2 separate regions of the Homo sapiens genome follow, and region 1 is linked to region 2. Evidence: chromatin loops called from intact Hi-C (ENCODE). Cell type or tissue: heart left ventricle. All regions are shown on one strand. Links, peaks and the distances in the headings refer to the core of each region. The heading gives the core; the rest is flanking DNA.

What was found. A loop is a pair of places that touch in the nucleus more often than their neighbours do. Peaks named below come from ENCODE experiments on the same cell type or tissue, not always from the same donor. Only the 100,000 strongest peaks of a DNase experiment are listed, where the experiment ranks them.
Region 1: it touches region 2 in a loop (2.3-fold over the local background); 34 of 110 quality-filtered maps call a loop at or near these places.

The regions. Positions count from the first base shown.
Region 1 is chr14:21,403,239-21,408,599 of GRCh38, forward strand. CHD8 (chromodomain helicase DNA binding protein 8) reads right to left here. Exons shown (of 38, transcript NM_001170629.2): 13 at 5,074-5,317; 14 at 3,618-3,794; 15 at 2,483-2,626; 16 at 1,971-2,226; 17 at 215-425. Among named protein-coding and RNA genes, the nearest start is that of SNORD8, 8.5 kb to the left of the region's middle. In heart left ventricle, for the core only: no CTCF peak of the experiment used is centred there; no DNase peak of the experiment used is centred there.
Region 2 is chr14:21,351,329-21,357,798 of GRCh38, forward strand. SUPT16H (SPT16 homolog, facilitates chromatin remodeling subunit) reads right to left here. Exons shown (of 26, transcript NM_007192.4): 22 at 5,869-6,038; 23 at 3,083-3,212; 24 at 2,375-2,504; 25 at 2,160-2,237; 26 at 148-1,490. The coding sequence ends at 1,345. Among named protein-coding and RNA genes, the nearest start is that of SUPT16H, 29 kb to the right of the region's middle. RefSeq lists an enhancer at 656-1,855. In heart left ventricle, for the core only: no CTCF peak of the experiment used is centred there; a DNase peak (open chromatin) is centred at 1,390.

The DNA.
Region 1 (5,361 bases), core at 225-2,724, 52 kb after region 2:
GTAAGTGGCTAAGCAGAAGTGGAGACCAAAACAGCAGGCTAGGATCAATACCAGTACTCCCATATCAAAGCTGGTCAAAAACCCAAGTTGAGAGTGAGAATCTTAAAAACTTCTCTTATTGCAATTGGTGAACTCTAATTAAATCCAGGCCCTCCTACTTTTTGCTGCTTTATGAGGACAGAGTAACCACAGGCTAGGATGACTCTTTTCTTACCTCCTCTGGATTAAATAATCCTCTAGGATGTCTAGGCAGCGCACCATCTGAGAGAAGATCAGAACTTTATGGCCACCAGCTTTAAGCTTTGGAAGCAACTTGTCAATAAGAACCAGTTTGCCGGCTGAACGAACCATGGCCTGCAGGTGAAAGTCATGAGGTATAATATGGCAAGCTTCACGGAATTCTGTTAGGATTTTTTCTTCAGCACCTGCCAAAAGAAAAATCAAATTATGTTGAGATCCAGTGAACCATATTAAGGTTGTAGTCTATTTAACTAAGAAAGCAAAAGGAAAAAAATGTAATTTGACTTAAGACCAACATTTCTCACACACAGAATTTCAGCACAAAAAAGTCTTAAATCGGCTGGGTACGGTGGCTCATGCCTGTAATCCCAACACTTTGGGAGGCCGAGGCAGGTGGATCACTTGAGGTCAGGAGTTCGAGACCAGTCTGGCCAACATGGTGAAACCCCGTCTCTACTAACAATACAAAAATTAGCCAGGTGTGGTGGCGGAGGCCTGTAGTTCCAGCTACTCAGGAGGCTGAGGCAGGAGAATCGCTTGAATTCGGGAGGTGGTGGTTGCAGTGAGCTGAGATTGCGCCACTGCACTCCAGCCTGGGTGACAGAGCGAGACTCCACCTTAAAAAAAAAAAAAAATCAGCCGGGTTCAGTGGTTCACGCCTGTAATCCCAGCACTTTGGGAGACCGAAGCGGGCAGATCACCTGAGGTCAGAAGTTCGAGACCAGCCTGCCCCATGTGGCGAAACCCTGTCTCTACTAAAAATACAAAAAATTAGCTGGGTGTGGTAGCAGGCGCCTGTAATCCCAGCTACTTGGGAGGCTGAGGCAGGAGAATTGCTTGAACCTGGGAGGCAGAGTTGCAGTGAGCCGAGATTGCACCACTGTACTCCAGCCTGGGCGACAATAGTGAAACTCCATCTTAAAAAAAAAAAAAAAAAAAAAACTTAAATCATCCTCAGATGTGTCATACAAAATACACTAAGTAAGGCAGGCCTATGATAACTGGGTTAAAAAAAGATGTAAATATGTGGACAAGGACTAAGATGGAACACACTATCAGCACCCAAAAGAGACAGAAACAGCAAAATGGAGTGTCGATGAGGACATTTATCCAAGGAACAGAGTAACCTAAGAGTGTTTTTTCTGAGACAGGGCTAGCTTCAAACTCATGGGCTCAACCGATCTTCCTGCCTCAGCCTCCTAAGTAGCTGGGACTACAGGTACATGCCACTGTGTGGCTAATCTGAGTTCTTCTTCATGCAATTCTAAACAGCAAATCCTATTTAATCTTGGAGATTATGTAGGATCAAAGGGGTAGAAAGAACTACAGAAAAACATTCCAAATAAGAATTGTTTTTATTTACTTTATTTGGAGACAGGGTCTCACTCTGTCACCCAGGCTGGAGTGCAGTGGTGTGATCTCGGCTCACTGCAACCTCTGCCTTCTGGGTTCAAGCAATCCTCCAAGCTCAGTCTCCAAAGTAGCTAGAACCACAGATGCCTGCCATCACACCTGGCTAATTTTTGTATTTTTTGTAGAGGTGGGATTTCATCATGTTGCCCAGGCTTAGAGTCTCTTTTTTAAAAGGAGAACCATTTCCCTCCCATTCCTCAGTCCGCACCCCAAATTAGGTTGGTTGAGTCAATGCATCCATTGTCCCCAAGGAGAATCATCCGGAAAGTAAACACAGGTACTACAGAAGTTCAGGTATATACCAAGCATTCCCTCACCATTGATGAGATATGGGTGGTTGCAGCACTTGCGCAACTCCATCATTGTGTTAAGTAGATTAGGCATGTTGGTATGACCTGCCCCTTTGGAAAGGAAGGAGAAATTCTTCTCCAAAATAGCCCGATAGTATTTCTTCTGGATATTAGTCAGCTCTACTTCAATAATTGTTTCCTGTTTGGGTGCCAAGTTTTTTTCAACATCCTCTTTGAGTCTTCTCAGCATCATTGGCTTAAGAATGGCCTGTAGCTTTTGAACCTGTGGTCCATTACAGAGAGAAAAATAAATCAATAAGATGAGGGCGAACATTCTCACATTATGTAGAAACATGGAAAAATTAGAGTTTTCCACTATCTAAGAAATGTATACTTTGGATGATGCCACAAATGATGTAGGCACAAGGTTATAAGGAGTTCAGAAAGGCCCTTGAGATACCCATGACAACAGATGTCTGCCTTGTACAAACTTCACCTTCTTTGTCCTGAGTTAGTACCTCATCAGATAGATTTCCTACCTGTTCCTCTGTCTTGAGATCCCCAAAGTCCTTGAGAAACTCTGATTCTGAGGGAAATTGTGACGGTTCCAAGAAATGAAGCAAGCTAAACAGTTCTTCTACAGTATTTTGCAATGGTGTTCCTGTGAGTAGCACCTTGTGTTCCTAGAAATGGAGGAAACAAAAGAATAAAATTTAAAAACATGAAGGACTTCTGGGGTTTCCTATCAAGTATATAATCTTTAACATATATAACCTTTAATTTCTTTATCTATAAAATGATGAGAATGGACCAGTGATCTGGTCCATTAATTTTTCTTCCATTTGTCCCCTCTTTCGATAAACACAAAGCATTCAAGAAATCCCTCTGACATTAATGTATTGAAATAACATAAATATTATAAGCAAATTAAAAAACAGTAATTCTGATTATGTTTATTCCAATTACACATGTCTCTCCATATTCAACTCCCCACAGATATCCTAAAATCTGCTGTCCTCTATGGAATGTAACTGAGCTGGATTAAATATGGTCATTAATTTGCTGCTGTTCCTCCTAACAAGGTTCACCCCTAGGCTTGCCTTATTACTTGCAAGAACAAGAATGTAGCAAAAGTGACACTGTGTGAGTTTCAGAGCCTATCTCAAAGGTTACTGTTTCTACTTTTGCCCTCTTGGAATACTGCCCTGAGACTACCACACAAAGCAGCCCAATCTGGCCTATGGAGGATGAGAGGCCATGTGGAACCCAGGTGCTCCAGATAAAAACCAGCATCAACTGCCAGCTGCAGCAATACTGACTCCAGGCAAGATCATCATAAGAACCAACTAGCTGAACTCAGCCTAAGTGGTTGAGCTAGAAGATCATGAAAAATATAGTTGTTGTAGGACATTAAGTTTTGGAGTATTTTGTTATGCAGTAATAATAGGTAACCAATATAGTTTCCCACCTCCTCTTCTGGTTATCACTAAACTTCCCAATTCTAAAATGTATGACTTTTACACGACTTTCAGGTTACCATTCCCATAGGTCATCCCCACTGTTCAATACCACGATTCAGACTTTTCTTCTCTGCTAAACTAGGGTTATTTTAATACCGCAAGGAATTACGGTTTATTCCAGGTGTTTCTGCTCACAAGTCAGTGTGGAACTCACCAGGTCCATGTGCTTGAGACTATCAAGCAGCTTGCAATTACGGTTTTTCAGTCGATGGGCTTCATCAATGATAACACAACGCCATTCAATTTCACGAAGCTCAGGACAATCTGACAAAATCATCTCAAAAGTGGTGATCAGAGCGTCAAACTTGTATGCGCCTGGGATGAGGCGTCCCTAAGCATGAAGGCAGTAAAGTCAGAAAAAACCAAAAATGTACCTAAATGAGGAGCTTTTCTGAATTACTTGCCTATATTAAGGCATGTTTAATAGGCAATACAAACTGCACCACCACCCACCTCCACCGCTGTTTATCTTCCTGAAAAATAGTGCCATATCACTGAATGTAAGATACATTGCTTCCTCAACATATTCAGCTTCTTGGGAAAATGACAGACTCACTGAATGAGAGGCTAGACATTTTTTACTCTGCTGTATGCCTAGCTCATGTATCTCTGCCCCAGATCTTTTGTTGATTAACAATGAAATCCACAACTGCTGGACAATGCTGAACCATACAAGATAATAAAAATGAAAATAGCTAATACAGAACATAATATTGGCTGATGTCTAAAAATTGACAAAAGAATGAAATCATTTTAACAAAATTAAAAGCTGCAAAATATGATGAAAAGATGTGATTTGGTAGAAATAAAAAAAAGAAAACTAATAGAGAAACAATAAAATTCATGTTAATACACGATGGATAATTCCAATTTTGTTTTCAAATTTACATGGAAAAAGGAACTGATCCTTTTTTTTTCTTTTTTTGAGACACAGTCTCACTCTGTCACCCAGGATGGAGTGCAGTGTGACGATCTCGGCTCACTGCAGCCTTCGCCTCCTGGTTTCAAGCGATTCTCCTGCCTCAGCCTCCTGAATAGCTGGGATTACAGGTGCCCACCACCACACCTGGCTAATTTTTATATCTTTAGTAGAGATGGGGTTTCACCATGTTGGCCAGGCTGGTCTAGAACTCCCGGCCTCAGGTAATAAGCCCACCTCGGCCTCCCAAAGTGCTAGGATTACAGGCATGAGCCACCACGCCCGACCATTTAGAAAAAGAAACTGATCTTGATGAAAATTTCCGTAGACTAAAAAGAGGAAAAGAAATAAGCTCACCACCGCATGGATTAAGTGGCTAAAGGAATTTAATTTTTGTAAAATACTGTGATTAAAATTCATTGATGCTGACAAAATTCTACTTAAAATGTGTATGTTCATAAATAAAATCAGAACTTCTACCAGATCAAATGTCTACTAGGTAAAAAAAATAGCAAAGTCAAAAAAATGCCCTGCACACTGCTATACAAAAATGCCTTAAACCATAGGCATTTTTGCATAGGCATATTGAAGACTTTCAATAAAAGTCTTCTATTCATATATAGCCCTTAAAATACCAGGTACCTTGGCCGACTTTCTCTAACTCATAGTATTCCCAAGACATGCAACTCACCCGTGAATCTTTGCAGTACATTTCATACTGTTGAATCATCTGCCTGCTGGCCAGACTGCCATGGTACACAATAGTGTTCATTTCTGTCCATGTATTAAATTCTCGCTCCCAGTTAGTAATTGTGGACAGTGGGGCAATGACCAAGAAGGGACCATGGATGCCCACATTATATACTTCCTGCAAGAAGGCAATGGACTGAATAGTTTTGCCCAATCCCATCTCATCAGCCAGGATGCAGTTCTGCCTGCAGATTCACCATGGGAAAAAAAAAATGTTAAAAGATACTAT
Region 2 (6,470 bases), core at 54-2,553:
CTCAATCTAATGATGAAAGTTTAGAATGATGAAAGTTTCATTTGTAAAACTAGCTAGCTAAAGGCATTTTTCTCCAGTACCTTAGCACTTTACCAGGCAGGAAGCAGGCTTGCTTTCAAGAACTGAAAATGAACGGTCACAGGTGAATTTACAAAAACAAACAACAAAAAAAACCCAGTTTATTCATCTTTTAGTTCTTCCAAAATTGAAAATATCAAGTCCTACTGCTAAGGAGAAAAAACAAACAAACATAAAATCCGGGACCCCTCCCCCCTTCTTCTCTTAAAGTCACAGAGCACGGAAGGAACTGCAGTGGGACAGGTGGGTGCAGAGAACCAGAAGGGGAGGATGGCAAGATAAACTCCCCAAATACTTGAAAAGCTGTTCAACAGAAACTGTGATAAATACAGGACAATGCAAGACAAAGTTAAAATAAGGAGCAGCAGTGCCGAGAGGCTGTGTTGTAGATATGGCCTCCCTTCCTCTTCTCTTTTCTCATCAGGGTATTCTAGGCCCAAGGCATGACTTGTCCCTTCCAGATATAAATGTTGACTCCTTTGAGCCTTCCTCTACATTTCACTAGAAGCGGTACATGAGGCACAACCTGATATATCTTCCTTAGATATATGAGAAAAAAAAGAAGACAGTGGCAATTTTGCCTTCTATCATTGTACCATGTGTGCATTGTATGGAGAAAATAACCGAGCCAGGGAGTATCACTGCTTCTTATGTCTTCCAAGGCAGCAGATATACCTCAGAATCTGCACGAGGCAGGAAAGCAGGAAAACTCAGACGAAGGCACCAGCCCAATCTGCCTCACTGGCTCAAGCTGTATGGTTTATCACAACCATTAGCAAATTTCCGAGAACCTTGAGTATTGCAAAGATAAAACTTAGAGATGTGCGGAAGGTCATGGCAGTAGGGTAGGTTGGAGGATTGAATGTGCTGGTCAAGAACCATGATACGGGTAATTAAGGGTCACCTTGTACCACTGTCTTGGAAATACAGCTTTGAGACACCAAATAAGATGTCAGAAGCCATCAATGTCTTGGCAGAAGGTGACAGGAAGAGAGAAGAATGAAACAATATTTATTAACAGCGGGAGCCTCCTCCTGTCTTCAAGAACACCTCCTCCCTTGCCATCTGAATGGGGCCATTGGCACGTGTCCTGGTGGGCCTGGAATTCCCCGAGTAGATTGGTCCACACAAATGGCCCCCTAAACCCATAAACACAAATGGCAAAACTTCAAATGAAAACGAAAGGAAAAATACAGTTTCTATGTCATGTAAAATTTTCAGGGGTTGGCTGGAGGAAGAATGGAGCTCAGGGCCAAAGTTCAGAAGTTACTTCCTCTTTTTCTTGGGGGGTGCAGAGCTGTGTCTGGAACCACGGTTAGAGCCACGGCCCGAACTGTGCACAGATGCCTTCCTCTTCCGGCTCATACTTCGACTTTGTTCTTCTTCTTCCTCGTAACGACTTTCTCGGTCCGCTAAATAGAAGAGGCATTATTAGTTAGCAATAGGTAAGCTTTAGGTACCTAATATTACTGGATAGCATGAGATAGTACAGAGAATACACTTTGGAATCAGACCCAAGTTTTAATATTGGGCAAGTACTTTCTGAACCTTGGTTTATTTACAAAAGGGAGAATTATTTAAGGGTTAAATAAGGTAACCTATGAAAACTACCTATTCCCAATGCTTGGAACACAGCAGTTAATATTTATTTCCTTTTAAGCTTTAAAACGTTTGTTTGGGGTTTGGCTTCAGAGTAACTAGATTAGCATTATAAAGACATGCCTAACCTGGAAGAAGCCTAGAAAATTAAAGTATTATAGGATTTAGGTTTGGAAACTGAGTAGGCTAATTCTTGAGTATTACATGAATATGTGGCTATCATGGCTATAGGAAAGATGGGGGCTTGCGCAGATGAAAACAGCATCCAGTTTGGCAGAGCACTGCCCACTGGAGAGTATGGACACATTCCACACCTCATTTTCTCCTTCAGTCAATGAAGTTGTATCTGTGGCTCCAAAGCACTTTTATAGTGTTCTTTTGTTACTTTCATTACGCCATCAATACTAACACCTCAAAATATTGAAATGTGTTAGAAATTTGTGCGTAGACAAATGAATAAAAAACAACACATTTTTAAAAACCTTTTCGGGCTTCTTCCTCCAGTTCATCCCAATCCTTTCCACTCTCTTCTTCACTACCCAATGACTCCTTAGAATAGTCTGGAAGAAAATTAATTAAGCGTTAGTCATCATGCGGGAACAGAATGGAACGACAGAGTTCTTAGTCTAAAAAAAGTAGTTTTCAGAAATGACATTAGATTAGGAAGCCAGGACGAACTTTGCTCTGTAAGACTAACCTGACTCTTCTGCTTCTGATGAATAATCTTCATCACTGTCCTCCTCTTCCTCTTCATAGTCATCTTCTGAAGGATTAAAAGTCTCATCTTCAATTTCAGACTCTGAATCCCCTTCTTCAGCATCACTCCCCTGGTGAGTTAGAGCATAATACTGATTTTTTTTTGACATTTACCTTATTAACTTAATGAATTAATTCAGCCCACATAGTATACCAGTATTTACATGAAGAAAACAAGAGCAAAATAATCTGAGGGATCAAGAGATAAAATGACTTGTTTAAAATTAGTGGTCAGGTGCAATTATTATTTTACTATTATTATGTATTATTACATTTCTGAAAAATTCACGTTAGCCTTCCTCACCCAGGGAAATTAACAACAGAAAGACTTTCTGTATTTACGTATCACACAAACGTTAAGTGGATCATTTTTTAAAAAATAATTTTTGCAAAATGCCCTGAAGGATTTTTCCCTAAATGCTAAGAAACTCATTGAGGAAAAGTTTTTGTAATTTCCAAGAAATCTTGTCAGGAGTTAGTTACCACTGCCCAATCAATTTATCAATTTGAAGAAACAATAATATCAAGTGGTGTTTAGAGCTTCTCCCAGATGGCCTAGTCCCTTATGTACTACTCATATTCCATTCTAACTGACCAAATGATAGCGGGCAACACTGTGTACCAGAAAAGAAACCCCACACTCACGCACCTCACCCTCAGGCTCCAGGAAAGACCAGCCACCTTGTTCGAAGAAGCCCTCAGGGTCATCAACAATGGTCTTCATGATTTTAGTCCAGTTGAGGGACTGTACTCCTTCTGTGTATTTCAGGTCGCAGGAACTAAGAGAAATGACATGACAAAGTCAAATCAATCTTCTGTATTTTCCATATATTCTTTCTTCTTTTTTTGAGACAGAGTCTTGCTCTGTTGCCCAGGCTGGAGTGCAGTGGCACAATCTTCGCTCACTGCAACCTCTGCCTCCTAGGTTCAAGTGATTCTCCTGCCTCAGCCTCCCGAGTATCTGGGATTACAGGCGCATGCCACCATGCCTGGCTAATTTTTATATTTTTAGTAGAGACAGGGTTTTGCCATGTTGGTCAGGCTGGTCTAGAACTCCTGACTTCAGGTGAATAACCTGCCTCAGCCTCCCAAAGTGCTGGGATTACAGGTGTGAGCCACCGCGCCCTGCCTGGGAGCAGATATTCTTTGCACTATGCCACCAGATCATGTCCCAATGGCTGCTATTTGATCTCCTAGAGCACTAGCCCTCACAACAGACCAACATTCCAACTGAAACAAGCTTTCTCCTTCACCTGAGTCTGAGCTCATCCTCTCCCATTTTCTTCCTTAAACACCAATTTCCCTCTTCTTCACTTAGTCTTCTCTCCTATTCACCCATGCTTTTCCCTCTCTGTCACTGATTCCATTCTTATTTCTAAGTAGTCTTAACTCATAACCACTTCTGCGATTCTGTTTTTCACTATTGTAGTTAAGAAATAGGGACAATTTTCAGCCGGGTGCGGTGGCTCACGCCTGTAATCCCAGCACTTTGGGAGGCCAAGGCAGGCGGATCACGAGGTCAGGAGATCGAGACCATCTTGGCTAACACGGTGAAACCCCGTCCTACTAAAAATACAAAAAATTAGCCAGGCATGGTAGCACGCGCCTGTAGTCCCAGCTACTTGGGAGGCTGAAGCAGGAGAATCGCTTGAACCTGGGAGGTGGAGGTTGCAGTGAGCCGAGATCGTGCCACTGCACTCCAGCCTGGGCAACAGAGTGAGACTCTGTCTCAAAAAAATATATAATAATAATAAAAAAAAAAAAAAAAAAAAAAAGAAAGAAACAGGGACAATTTTCAATGGCCCTAGCCTTTCTTCTTCAACCTTTCACTGCTTTCCTATGTGTTGTTTATTTGATGCAAAATCTGTATGAAGGTAGGAACAAATTTTTTTTCCCAGTACCTAAAGTGCCCTGTATTTAGACAATGCTCAAATGACTTTCTCTTTCTCACTTCTGTTGAGGAGGGCTGAATCAGTTAAGAGTGGGTAAGAAGAAAAAAATCAAAGAAATGACAATAGTAAGGATAAAAACAAACAACCATAAAATCTGCCTGAGAACCACTGGCATAAATCCACTTTAGACAATATACACGGCAACTTCTGCTTCCAGCCATGATGGAGTAACAATGACTAGATTTACTTTCCCACCTTAAACAACTACAAAACAAAATATGAAACAACAGTTTTCAGACATTGGATAAAAAGCAGCACAAGACCATAATCCCTGAAAGAAGGAAACAACAAGGGTTAATTGAACATTTGCCCCAGTTTTCTGTCTAGAGGCAATTCCTAGCCTGCTATGCAGGGAGGGAGAATCCACCACAACCTGATGGTCTCCAGGAACTGAGACAAAGTAGGATTTGGGAAGGCTGGGACAGCTAGAATTTGTGGAGAAGAGTACAGGAAGGAAGAGTTTCCCAGAGAGAAAGCTCCAGAGATCTGCAGAGGGGTCCCCTCAAGTCTTTGGTGGAGGGATGATCTACACATTCATGAGAAAACTGGAACTGCATAAAGAAGCACTGGAAAGCAGTAGGACAGACAACTCCCAATCTCACACAGAACTAGAAATAAATCGTGTTCCAGTGGATTTATTTCCACCACCTTTCCACCAGCTTCAGCAGAGAGATCTCACAATCCACAGGGCATCAGGCAGACTCTGAAGAGTATTGCCTCGTAGTAAGGCCAATTACTTGGAAGTTTTTGAGTGAAACTTTTAAAGGCTGTTCTAAATCCACACTAATAGACATTTGAGAACAAGCCTTGAAAGATCAAACAGAATCCAACTAACTTGACTGCATCCTAGAATAACCTCATCTCTAGTAAAAAAAAATTAGCTGGGTGTGGTAGCACATGCCTGTAGTCCCAGCTACTTGGGATGCTGATGCAGGAAGGTTGCCTGAATCCAAGAGTTTGAGGCTGCAGTGAGCTGTGACTGCACCACTACACTTGAGCCTGGGCAACACAGTGAGACCCTGTCTCAAACAACCACCACCACCACCACTACAAAATATGTAGAAAATATAAAGATAATGGGTGAAGAGCAGAAAAGGATGCTTCAAAAGCTATTGTAAATATGCTCTACATTGACTGGGTGCAGTGGCTTGTGCCTGTAATCCTGGTACGTTGGGAGACCGACGTGGGAGGATCGCTTGAGCCCAGGAGTTTGAGACCAGCCTGGGCAACACTGAAAACAAAAAAGATCTTAGATTTTGATTTTCTTTGTGTTAAGTATGCACAAGCTATTGTTGGGAATTCAAGAAAAAGTGAACAGCTCCGTTATCTAATAGATCTCAAGTTTTCAAGTCCTGGTCTGTAACAACCAAAAGGCAGTCTCACTTTAAGTATATCAGTAGATTTTATGCACAACATACCACATTCAAATTCTATAAAACAGGGCTCATGGGCTAAATGGGAGACTGATGGCAGATTTACTTACTTCAACCATTCCTTGATGGGGTCAAGAGAGGCTACAGGAATGGCGTTGATCATGGTCACTTTCTTGCTGTAGTCCTTGTAGACGATTACCATATCAAAGTTCTTCAGGTGAAACTGGACCCGCTCAAAGTGGATCAGCTCTACCTCATCCAATGTCACCACAAAAGGTGGCTGTCAGGGAGAAACTGAATCATTAGCATATAAGTATTTCCCCCAAAGCAATAATATTTCAAATAACTTTCATGATCTAAATCACTACATAAAAGATAACTTAAGCTGTTTTTTGGTTTTTTTTTTGAAAGACTGAGGCAGTACAACATACTAAGAAGCCACAGAAAAAGGATCTGCAAGATACAAAAATCATCCCTCAAGGAGAATAAACTCAAGGAAACTATGTGAAGGAACCATTTAAAATAAACTATTTAAAAAGACATTATCTTAAAAAATAAAAAATAAAAAAAAGAGAGATAGGTTCTTGCTATGTTGCCCAGACTGGTCTTGAGTTCCTGGCCTCAAGTGTTCCTCCCACCTTGGCCTCTAATTGTGCTGGGATTACAGGTGTGAGCCATTATGCCTGCCCTAAAGAGACTTTAAAAGTAACAT